Linked DNA regions of Homo sapiens: region 2 is linked to region 1. A link is an interaction called in ENCODE POLR2A ChIA-PET data of the cell type or tissue named here. Cell type or tissue: HepG2. All regions are shown on one strand. Each heading gives the region's core, and the rest is flanking DNA. Links, peaks and the distances in the headings are about the cores only.

Evidence for each region. ChIA-PET counts read pairs that join two places held together with the same protein. Peaks named below come from ENCODE experiments on the same cell type or tissue, not always from the same donor. Only the 100,000 strongest peaks of a DNase experiment are listed, where the experiment ranks them.
Region 2: POLR2A ChIA-PET joins it to region 1 with 5 read pairs; 13 of 35 experiments call an interaction of 5 or more read pairs at or near these places.

The regions. Positions count from the first base shown.
Region 1 is chr20:62,040,700-62,045,191 of GRCh38, reverse strand. All of the region lies in intron 1 of TAF4 (TATA-box binding protein associated factor 4), which reads left to right. Among named protein-coding and RNA genes, the nearest start is that of MIR3195, 22 kb to the left of the region's middle. In HepG2, for the core only: no CTCF peak of the experiment used is centred there; DNase peaks (open chromatin) are centred at 1,641 and 1,941; H3K4me3 peaks cover 1,494 bases.
Region 2 is chr20:62,133,091-62,137,582 of GRCh38, reverse strand. LSM14B (LSM family member 14B) reads right to left here. Exons shown (of 9, transcript NM_144703.3): 8 at 4,108-4,293; 9 at 2,209-3,420. The coding sequence ends at 4,122. It overlaps PSMA7 (proteasome 20S subunit alpha 7), which reads left to right. Exons shown (of 7, transcript NM_002792.4): 6 at 157-219; 7 at 634-850. The coding sequence ends at 726. Among named protein-coding and RNA genes, the nearest start is that of PSMA7, 8.1 kb to the left of the region's middle. RefSeq lists an enhancer at 3,241-3,740. In HepG2, for the core only: CTCF peaks have their summits at 571 (motif pointing right), 2,597 and 3,468 (motif pointing left); DNase peaks (open chromatin) are centred at 572, 2,572 and 3,479.

The DNA of each region.
Region 1 (4,492 bases), core at 217-4,216:
GGATTCCGTTTGAGCGGCATGGCTTTGCGAGTTCTCTTCCTGCAGTGTGGCTAGACTGTCTCTCCCTACCTGAGGTTATTTACCTACTCACCTGTGTTTTCATGTCGGCGTTGTGAGTTTTCTTTTCCTTGTAGTCACTAATCTGTCCAGGATTAATTTTCATGTGTCACTCAAGGTGGCCTCTTTTCTCCCCCTGGGCTGAGTGGCTTGTCCATTGCCATGTCGGACTGCTCCCTGTGCCCATGGGTCTCCTCCTGGCCTTCGCTCCATCCTGTTTGGTGCCTCTGGTGCAAGACATCAGCCTCATCCTGTATTTCCTGTCCCAGGCCTGTCTCTTCCCGGAGGAGCCTTGGAATGGCATTTAGAGGAAAATGACTCTCGAGCAGTTTCGGCAGCGCTGGGGGTGCTGGTCATGCTGGTCACATTTTTAACACAGCACATTCTCCCCCTCCTGTAAATTCTGTGAAATTGTATTTTTATCTCTTCTCTTGCACAGAAAAGCTTAGATCCTAGTAACATAAACATATTTACTTACTTGGCTTCTGCTACCCTATACTTAAACACAGATTCAGAATTACAACAATAACATGAGAGTAAAGTTTAAGGTTTCTTTGCACTCTTTGTCTTTAGAATTTATTCTTTAAGGATGTTAGATCAGTACTGTGTTCAAAACTCCACTGAAATGATCCTTTTTTGTGTTGGTTATGTTACCAATTTGATACACAATTTAGTTATGTTTTGGTTTGTTTTCAATTTTACTTTTTTTGTTTCATTTTGTATTTTGAGGGTATAAAACATTTATGTGGTTCAAAATACACATACTCGCATGCATACACACATATATTCTTTTTCTCCTATTATAACTAATGTAGCATATACGCTAATTTTTACCTTGACATTTTTTCTTAATATAATCTGGAGATCATCTCTGGTAGCATTTTATTTTAATTGAAAAACTTGAAGTTTTATGTGTAGTACACTCAGGAAATTACTCTGAATAGTGATGCTTTTCTGCATAATTCAAGCACTAAAACTTAAAAAAAATAATTTTGGAAGGAAATAGTTTAAAAAATACATATATTTTTCTCTGCCAAGGCAAAAAGCATATAATAAGCACAAGTTAGCTCTGCCTGGGAATATTGGGCTGGAGACAGGGGAGGCTCAGTCTTAAGGGAAGGCCAGGCAGGGTGGTCTTTGCATTGGTGGGAGGCTGAAGCCTGGGTTAGCTAACGGGCCCTGCCTCTGTGTCTTCCCGTCCAGCCTGCAGTGGGCTTAGAAATACTTCCTGGAATTATGTGTAAACCAGGTACAGTCGCGCGCCACTTAGTGATGGGGATACATTCTAGAAACGCATCATTAGGCAATGTCATCGTTGTGCGAGCATCGTGGAATATACTAACACAAACCTGGATGGCACAGCCTGCTACACTCTTAGGCTGTGTGGTGCGGCCCCTGGCTCCTGGGCTGTAAACCTGCATGGCTTGTGACGTGTACAGTTGTAACACGATAGTGAGTTTGTGTATCTAAACATAGAAAAGGTACAGTAAAACTAGGGGATAAAAGATGAAAAATGGTGCATCTGTGTAGGGCACTCACCATGAATGGCGCTTGCAGGACTGGGTGTTGCTCTGCGGGAGTCTGAGAGGCCTGGGACATGACTGTGCTGCTGTAGGCTCTGGGGCACTCTATGCTTAGGGTATGCTTAGGGACTATGGAATTTATAAAAACACAGTTTTCTTTCTTCAGTAATAACCTTGACTTACTATAACTTTATAAACTTAACTTTTTCAAACTTTTTGACTCTTTTGTAGTAACACTTAGCTTAAAACACAAACACATTATACAGCTGTGCAAAAAAATACTTTCTTTGTATCCTTATTCTGTAAGCTCTGTCACCCAGGCTGGAGTGCAGTGACGCAATCATGGCTTACTGCAGCCTTGACCTCCTGGGCTCAGGAGATCCTCCCACCTCAGGCTCCCGGATAGCTGGAACTACAGGCAGGCGTGGCCACCATGCCGGGCTAATTTTTGTATTTTTTTGTAGGTTTCACCGTGTTGCCCAGACTGGTCTTGGACTCCTGGGCTCTAGCGATCTGCCTGTCTTAGCCTCCAGAAATGCTGGGTTTACAGACGTGTGCCACCACGCCCAGCGAGCTTTTTTCCATTTTTAAAATTATTTATTACTTTTTAAACTTACTTGTTAGAAACAAGACACAAGCACACGTTAGCCTAGGCCTACAGAGTCAGGATCATCCACATCACTGCCCTCCACCTCCAAGTCCCGTCTCCCTGCAGTCTTCAGGGGCAGTAACACACATGGAGCCGTCATCCCTATGATATCAGTACCTTCTTCTGGACTCTTCCTGAAGGACCTGCCTGAGGCTGCTTTACAGTTAACTGTAAGTTTTAATAAGTAGATGCAGTATATTTCTGAAACAGTGATGGGAAGTAGAATGTAGTGAATATGTAAACCAGTAACATTGTTGCTAATTATCATTGAAACAGGAGAGTTCCCTGACCCGCTCTGGGTACTTGCAACAGGGGCTGTGGCTCATTTGCTGGAAGGGGAGCGTGCAGGGGAGCGTGCAGACGGGCAGGTGCAGGAGCCCGGGTGAGCCCTTTTGGGCTCCCGCCCCACAGTAGCACCTAGGGGTAGATTACAATGAATGCTCTTTTAGCAGTTGCCATTCTCAGATGGCTAAGTGTTAACCAGCTCAGCAGAGAGTCAGGCGACAGCCTTTTTCCCCCTGCCCTCTCGGTACCCGAGTCCTTGTGCGGTGTCCAGGAAGAATCAGGTCACACGGACTTGAAGGATGGCATTTGTGGGGATTTTATTGAGTGATGGAGGTGGCCTTCAGTGAGATGGATGAGCTGGCAAGGGGATGGAGTGAGAAGATGATCTTCCTCTGGAGTTCAGCCGTCCCGCAGCCGATCTCCTCCTGGACGGTGCCCAGCCAAACCCCTCTCGACATTCAGACGCTCCTTCTCTTTTCTCCTTCTCTGCTGCGCCACTTTGCTCTCGTCAGTGGAGCTTGGGGTTTATATGGGCACCAGATAGGGGCGTGGCAGGCCAGATTAGTCTTGGAAAAGGCAACATTTGGGCGCGGAAACAGGAATGCCTGTTCCCATTTAGGGCTGCAGGTGTCCAGGCTTGAGGGTGGGGCCTTTGCTGGGAAATTGCCCTCTTCTACCCAGTATTTCCTTGCCTCCTGTCTGTATCATTAGCCAGTATTCTGTATGCTACAGAATTGTATGTGGGAGGGTTTTTTTTTTTTAGGAGATAGGGCCTCACTCTGTCACTCAGGCTGGAGTGCAGTGGTGCCTTGAACTCCTGGGCTCATGTGATCCTCCTGCCTTGGCCTCCCCTAAGTAGCTGCAACTACAGCCACTGTGCCTGGCTGATGTTTCAATTTTTTTTTTTTTTAGAGAGAAGGGCTCTTGCTTTGTTGCCCAGGCTGGTCTTAAACTCCTGGCCTGAGGCAGTCTTCCCATCTCACCCGCTCAAAGTGGTGAGCTACTGCACCTGGTCAGTGTGCCATACTTTTCTTTTTTCTTTTTTTTTTGAGATGGATTCTCGCTCTGTTGCCCAGGCTGGAGTGCAGTGGCGCAATTTCGGCTCACTGCAACCTCTGCCTCCCGGGTTCAAGCAATTCTCCTGTCTCAGCCTCCCAAGTAGCTGGGACTGCAGGCGTATGCTACCACGCCTGGCTGATTTTTTGTATTTTTAGTAGAGATGGGGTTTCACCCTGTTAGCCAGGATGGTCTTGATGGGACCAGCGTCATGTATGCCGTCTGTTATTGCCAGGAGCATCATGATGTGAGGCGTGGCTGTACGTGGAGGCTGACAGTTTGAGGGTAGGGGCTCTCCTTTAAATAGAGGTTAACATGCATAAAAATTCTTGGAGGGGACATAATTTATATACAATAAAATGTCCCCCTTGTAAGTGCACAGATTGAGGATGTCTACCCCCATTTCGTTCAGCCCCCCAGAGGGTCTGCTTGTGCCCTCTGCTGTCGGCCCACAGCCCTGGACGGGAAGGTGTTCTCTGGGCCGCCTCTCGCCGTCGGTGTGGATCTGTCCTTTGGAGCGCTCAGGTCGCTGAAACCCCAGTTGTGTGCTCCCTGGTGTCCGGCTTCCTACTCAGAGTACTTGGAGGGGCATCGTGTGCAACACGTGTCCACAGTTTGTTATTTTTATGGGGAATGGTTTCTGTTTGGATGTACGCTATACATTTGCCAGCTGAGGAGTCTGGCATGTTTCCAGTTTTTGGCTATTACGAATAAAGCTTCTTTTTGAACATTTGTGTTCAAGCCTTTGTGCGAACATACGTGTAGACGTCCTTTTCTTTTGGGTAAATGTTAGGAGTGGAATCGCTGAGTCGTACGGAAGGTGTGAGTTTGGTCTTGTCAGAAACTGCCAGGCTGTGTTCCTGAGCGGCTCTGCGAATTTAGTTTCATCCGCGGGCTCAGTGCTGCTGCCGTGAGATCTTGC
Region 2 (4,492 bases), core at 268-4,267, 92 kb before region 1:
TGAGTTTAGGACAAAGACACAGGTTTTGGGGGCTGGGACCTCTGTTCCTGGGACGGTGCTGGGTTTGGGTACACACCTATTTAAGGTACTCCTGAGAGCTGCTTTTGTCTTGAATAGGGAAAGGTGGTTAATGCTCCTGTCTTCTGTCCCTTCAAGGTGGTTCAGTCAGGTGGCAAAAACATTGAACTTGCTGTCATGAGGCGAGATCAATCCCTCAAGGTAATCACCAAGTTTGTCTGCTTTCTTTACCTGTCAGTTTTCTCCCATGATCAGGGCTGAGCAGTACCAGTTCCGAAGGAAACATCATAGGGCCATTCTGTGGTTTTAACATTAGGAAAATGTCTTTCTGAGGCTCCCCATACGTCAAAGAGAAGATTCCCATCTTCCTCTGATTAGATGGTCCACGCGTGTTCTCTGGGCATGCTGAGCGGCTGCCAGTCAGATCTGCTGCTGCTGCTACTGCTGCTTAATACTTGTCTAGGTCAGGCCAGCATCCTCTTGTTTTTCTTGAGGTTCCTCTCCAAAGAGGCTGTATGAGCAGCAGTGCCAAAGCCTGGCCGCCCTCCCCAGAAGAGGGCGCTGGTTCCTTGGCACCTTGTGTGGCTTAGGTAACCATGAAGTTTTTTTCTATAGATTTTAAATCCTGAAGAAATTGAGAAGTATGTTGCTGAAATTGAAAAAGAAAAAGAAGAAAACGAAAAGAAGAAACAAAAGAAAGCATCATGATGAATAAAATGTCTTTGCTTGTAATTTTTAAATTCATATCAATCATGGATGAGTCTCGATGTGTAGGCCTTTCCATTCCATTTATTCACACTGAGTGTCCTACAATAAACTTCCGTATTTTTAACCTGTTTTTTTTTTTAAGAGAATGTGTATCTTTAGGTGCAATCACAGCAGTCCTCTCATCTCTCACCCTTCTTTTTCAACCCTGAGCCACCGTAATTGAGCTTTCCTTTCTGTTCCTTGTGGCTAAGACAGTAAGCCAGTGTGAGACACAGGTTCCTCCCTTGGGAAGTCAGAGCTGCTGCCCTGGGTCCTGCAGAGAAACCTGGCCTTCAGCAGACCTGTTTCTCTGTTGTAGACACAGAATGACTTCCGTTTGCTTTTAGACCTTCATTCTAGTCCCCTAATGAATGTATAATGTCAAGGACACAAACACAAGTAGCCCTGGGTTCATTCTGTAGAGCAGCAGCTTTGTTCAAAGCAGCTTTGCATGTCTGACTTTCATAGACCACATCTTGACGTCTGCCCCCTATGTTGAAGACTGGTTCTGGCTATTCTCTGCCCTTTCCTGTGTTTTGACTTCTAGTCCCACAGTTTAAGGCTTTTGGGTCCTCTGGTCCTTGGTTTTGGGCATGTATCTTCTAAAAAGGAGTAAAGGGGCCCAGATACATTTTGAGCTCAGCGTAAAATGTACAGTTGTCAAAACAATGAACATTTTAACAGCAAGGTCAGCTGGCACACGATAACCTGACTACCTTGCGATGCTCTGGGAGGCAATACCTGTTTCACCAAGTTCTCTAGCTGGGTGAGGACTGTGGCCACCAGTATCTGGCACACGTAACATTTATTTTTCTGCTGGTCAAGGATACCCATTACCCCCACCCAAGAAATGGGAGGGCCCCCCACTGGCAGTTCTGCTGTGGAGCCTGATGGCCACAGGCAGGTAATGAAAGGAGAACTCATGCAGCTGGTGTGTCTCCTCGTCCTCTCTGAGGGCCACTTTTAAGGTCACCTGGAAACCCATTAGACTAAAATGGGATGCTCTGAGCCTAGAACCAGCCATGTCTTTGTTTTTCTGCGTGGGTCCAGGGTGCAGCTTGCTCATGGCTGTGTAACATGCTCTACGGTGCCTGAGAACCTGAACGCTCCTGAGCTGGGGAGCTTGGAGGCAGCAGGAAGGTGGCAAAGGGGCCACTGCTTATGATACAGGTGTTATCTGTGAGCTGGGTTTTTAAAAGAACTTTGTATCCAGTTTCTGAGAGCAGAGCCATTCATCCCAGAAGGGTGGCCCACAGGGAGAACCCGGGTCTGCTGGCCGCACTTCACCCGACCAATTGGGTCAGCCACCTCGTTCCATCACCTGATGGGGCCCAAGTCTCCCCAAATTCCACCAGCCTAAGTGTGTGCTCCAGACCTGGACATGATGCAGAGGTGACTTGGGCAGAAGAGTCAACAGGATTCTTAGAGCATCAGAAAAGAAAATTTTAAAGGTTTGCATGTTTATTTATAATTACAATTTACATTACTCCAACAGAGGAGCCCCCTTGCTATGTTCTAATTCTTAGCCATTAAGTCCTACAAAAATAAACCCAAGCTTTTACAGTAACTTAATCAATACAGAACTAAAGCCTTTATAGCTATTAGAGGGGTTTAGTTACCAAGGTGCTTATTTTCGACAAAATGCCCTGTCACTCAGAGGACGCATGCGTATACTAAAGTTCTGACCCATCGACTCATGCAACAAATGTAGACCCCACCCTCCCTCCACCCACTGTTACAACACAAACACAAAACAACGATGTACAACAGAGGGGAAATATGCTCTTGGTCAACTGACCTTGCAGAAAAGACTGGCTTGTTTCCAAGTGGATGAGAACGCCAGTGTGTGGCCAGAGTCCAGCAATGACTGACCGGCCCAGGTCAGAGGCTGGCAGGGACCACAGAAGGGCCAAGGCGCTGCCGGGGCTCATCCCAGGCTCCAACCCCAACCTGGAAGCTTGTGGACACCAGGCTCTGTGCAGCAGCTCCGTGGCTAGCGTCCAGGGCCCCTGGCCACTACTCCCAAATGCTTCTAGTCCACCCACCCCTGGCCAGCCCCAACCTTGACATCACTGTGGATGCCATCAGGGTGGTCTGGTTCACTTATACAACATGATCCATGGGAAAACCCCTTCCGTGCCCTCCACCCACCCACCCCTGCCCCCCACGCCACCCTGTGCTGGCCCTGCCTGACTCCTGAGACCCCACCCTTGGCAGTGGGGTGCCAGGCCAACAGCACCAGGGGCCAGCTGGGTTACAGAGATGTACTTGGCTGCCACCTCTGCCAACAGATTTGGTTCCACTTTTAAAAGTCAAAGCTTGTCATTAAAAAAAAAAAAAAAAGTCACAAAGTAAGGATTCAGCTTTCACTATAGAAACCTTTTTGCAAAATACCAAAACCTTAGAATTAGGCTATGCGCAACTAAAAAGGAAACACAGATAAAGAGACCTCAAAGAGGTTACCCATGAATACTTCCCCAAAACAAGTGGTTCTAACTCAGACCATGTCCAAGTTCAGTTAAGTCCAAAACACAAGTAGCAGTATGGGTCTCTTCCAAACTCCGTAAACAAAGTGACCACCTCTCCCTGTAAGTGCAGCGTTTTCCTCGCGTCCTGACACACACAGCGTCAGTTATGCGCCACTTCAGTAGGAGCCTGCAAGAGATGACAGGAAGTCAAGCATCTGCTGGGATAAGCTAGCACTGTTGCCCCTGCTGGCGAGCAGGAGCCACTCAGCCTCCCTCCTGCCCCCAGAGTCAGACTGGCTACCCCCATTCTTCTCACAACCCACTCTGAGAATCCTACTTGTACAATACACTGGGGACAGGGACGCAGCTAGTGGCAGGAGGGCTAGTCTTTCCAGGGCCCACCTGGCTGTCCCGAGGCGCTGGGTGGGGTTGGCACCAGGCACCCCATGTGGGACGCTCCGCCCAAACCCTAAGGTGCCCACAAATCCACTGGGACCTGGTTAAAAATGAAGCCTCTGATTCACTTAGGGCCGGGTTGGGCCAAGACACTGGCTTTGGAGCAAGGTCTCACTTGCTGGCTTCACCTGGGTGGTGAGCCCCCAGCCCACGCGACTCCCGCACCACCTCACCTCCCATACCTGCAATCTCACTTGGAGGATGCTGGGGCCTGGATCCTACCCCCACAGATGCAGGTTGAAGTTGGCCAAGAGCCTCCCGGGTGACTCATAGGGTCGAGGCCCTCGGTTTGGCTTTGACACCTCTGGGCCTCTCTTCTTCCTGGGAAACCGAGCCTGCTCCCCACCTTCCTAAGCTCTCCAGGTGTGCCTGACCCTACACCCTCCCACCAAAGCGTCCAGAAGGTTCATCCACTCACCTTTGGCTGCACCCTCACACCCTGCCAGTCCCGGCCCTGTGGGAAGTGGGGTTGCGACGGGTGGTCCCATTGCCCCTGCCTCCTCGGAATCCGCCCCGAGAACTGCGGCCACGAAGAAACCTCCCTGACACCCCAAAGGTCTCTGTGTTGAGCTTCCTCTCTTCGGCCCACGTCGTCCGCCTGGAGCTAAACCACAGAGGAAATGCTGATTGTAGCAGGCACTGACTCCCAGGCTTCTGGCCAGGCCTCGTCCTCAGAGCGGCCCAGGGAAGGAGGGACAGACTCACCAGGGCCACTACAGGGAAGGGGCGGCCCCGTCAGCTCTGGAGCCCAGCTCCGGCACTGCAGGTGCTCCCTGCCACGTTTCCAACCAGGACTGTCTCCA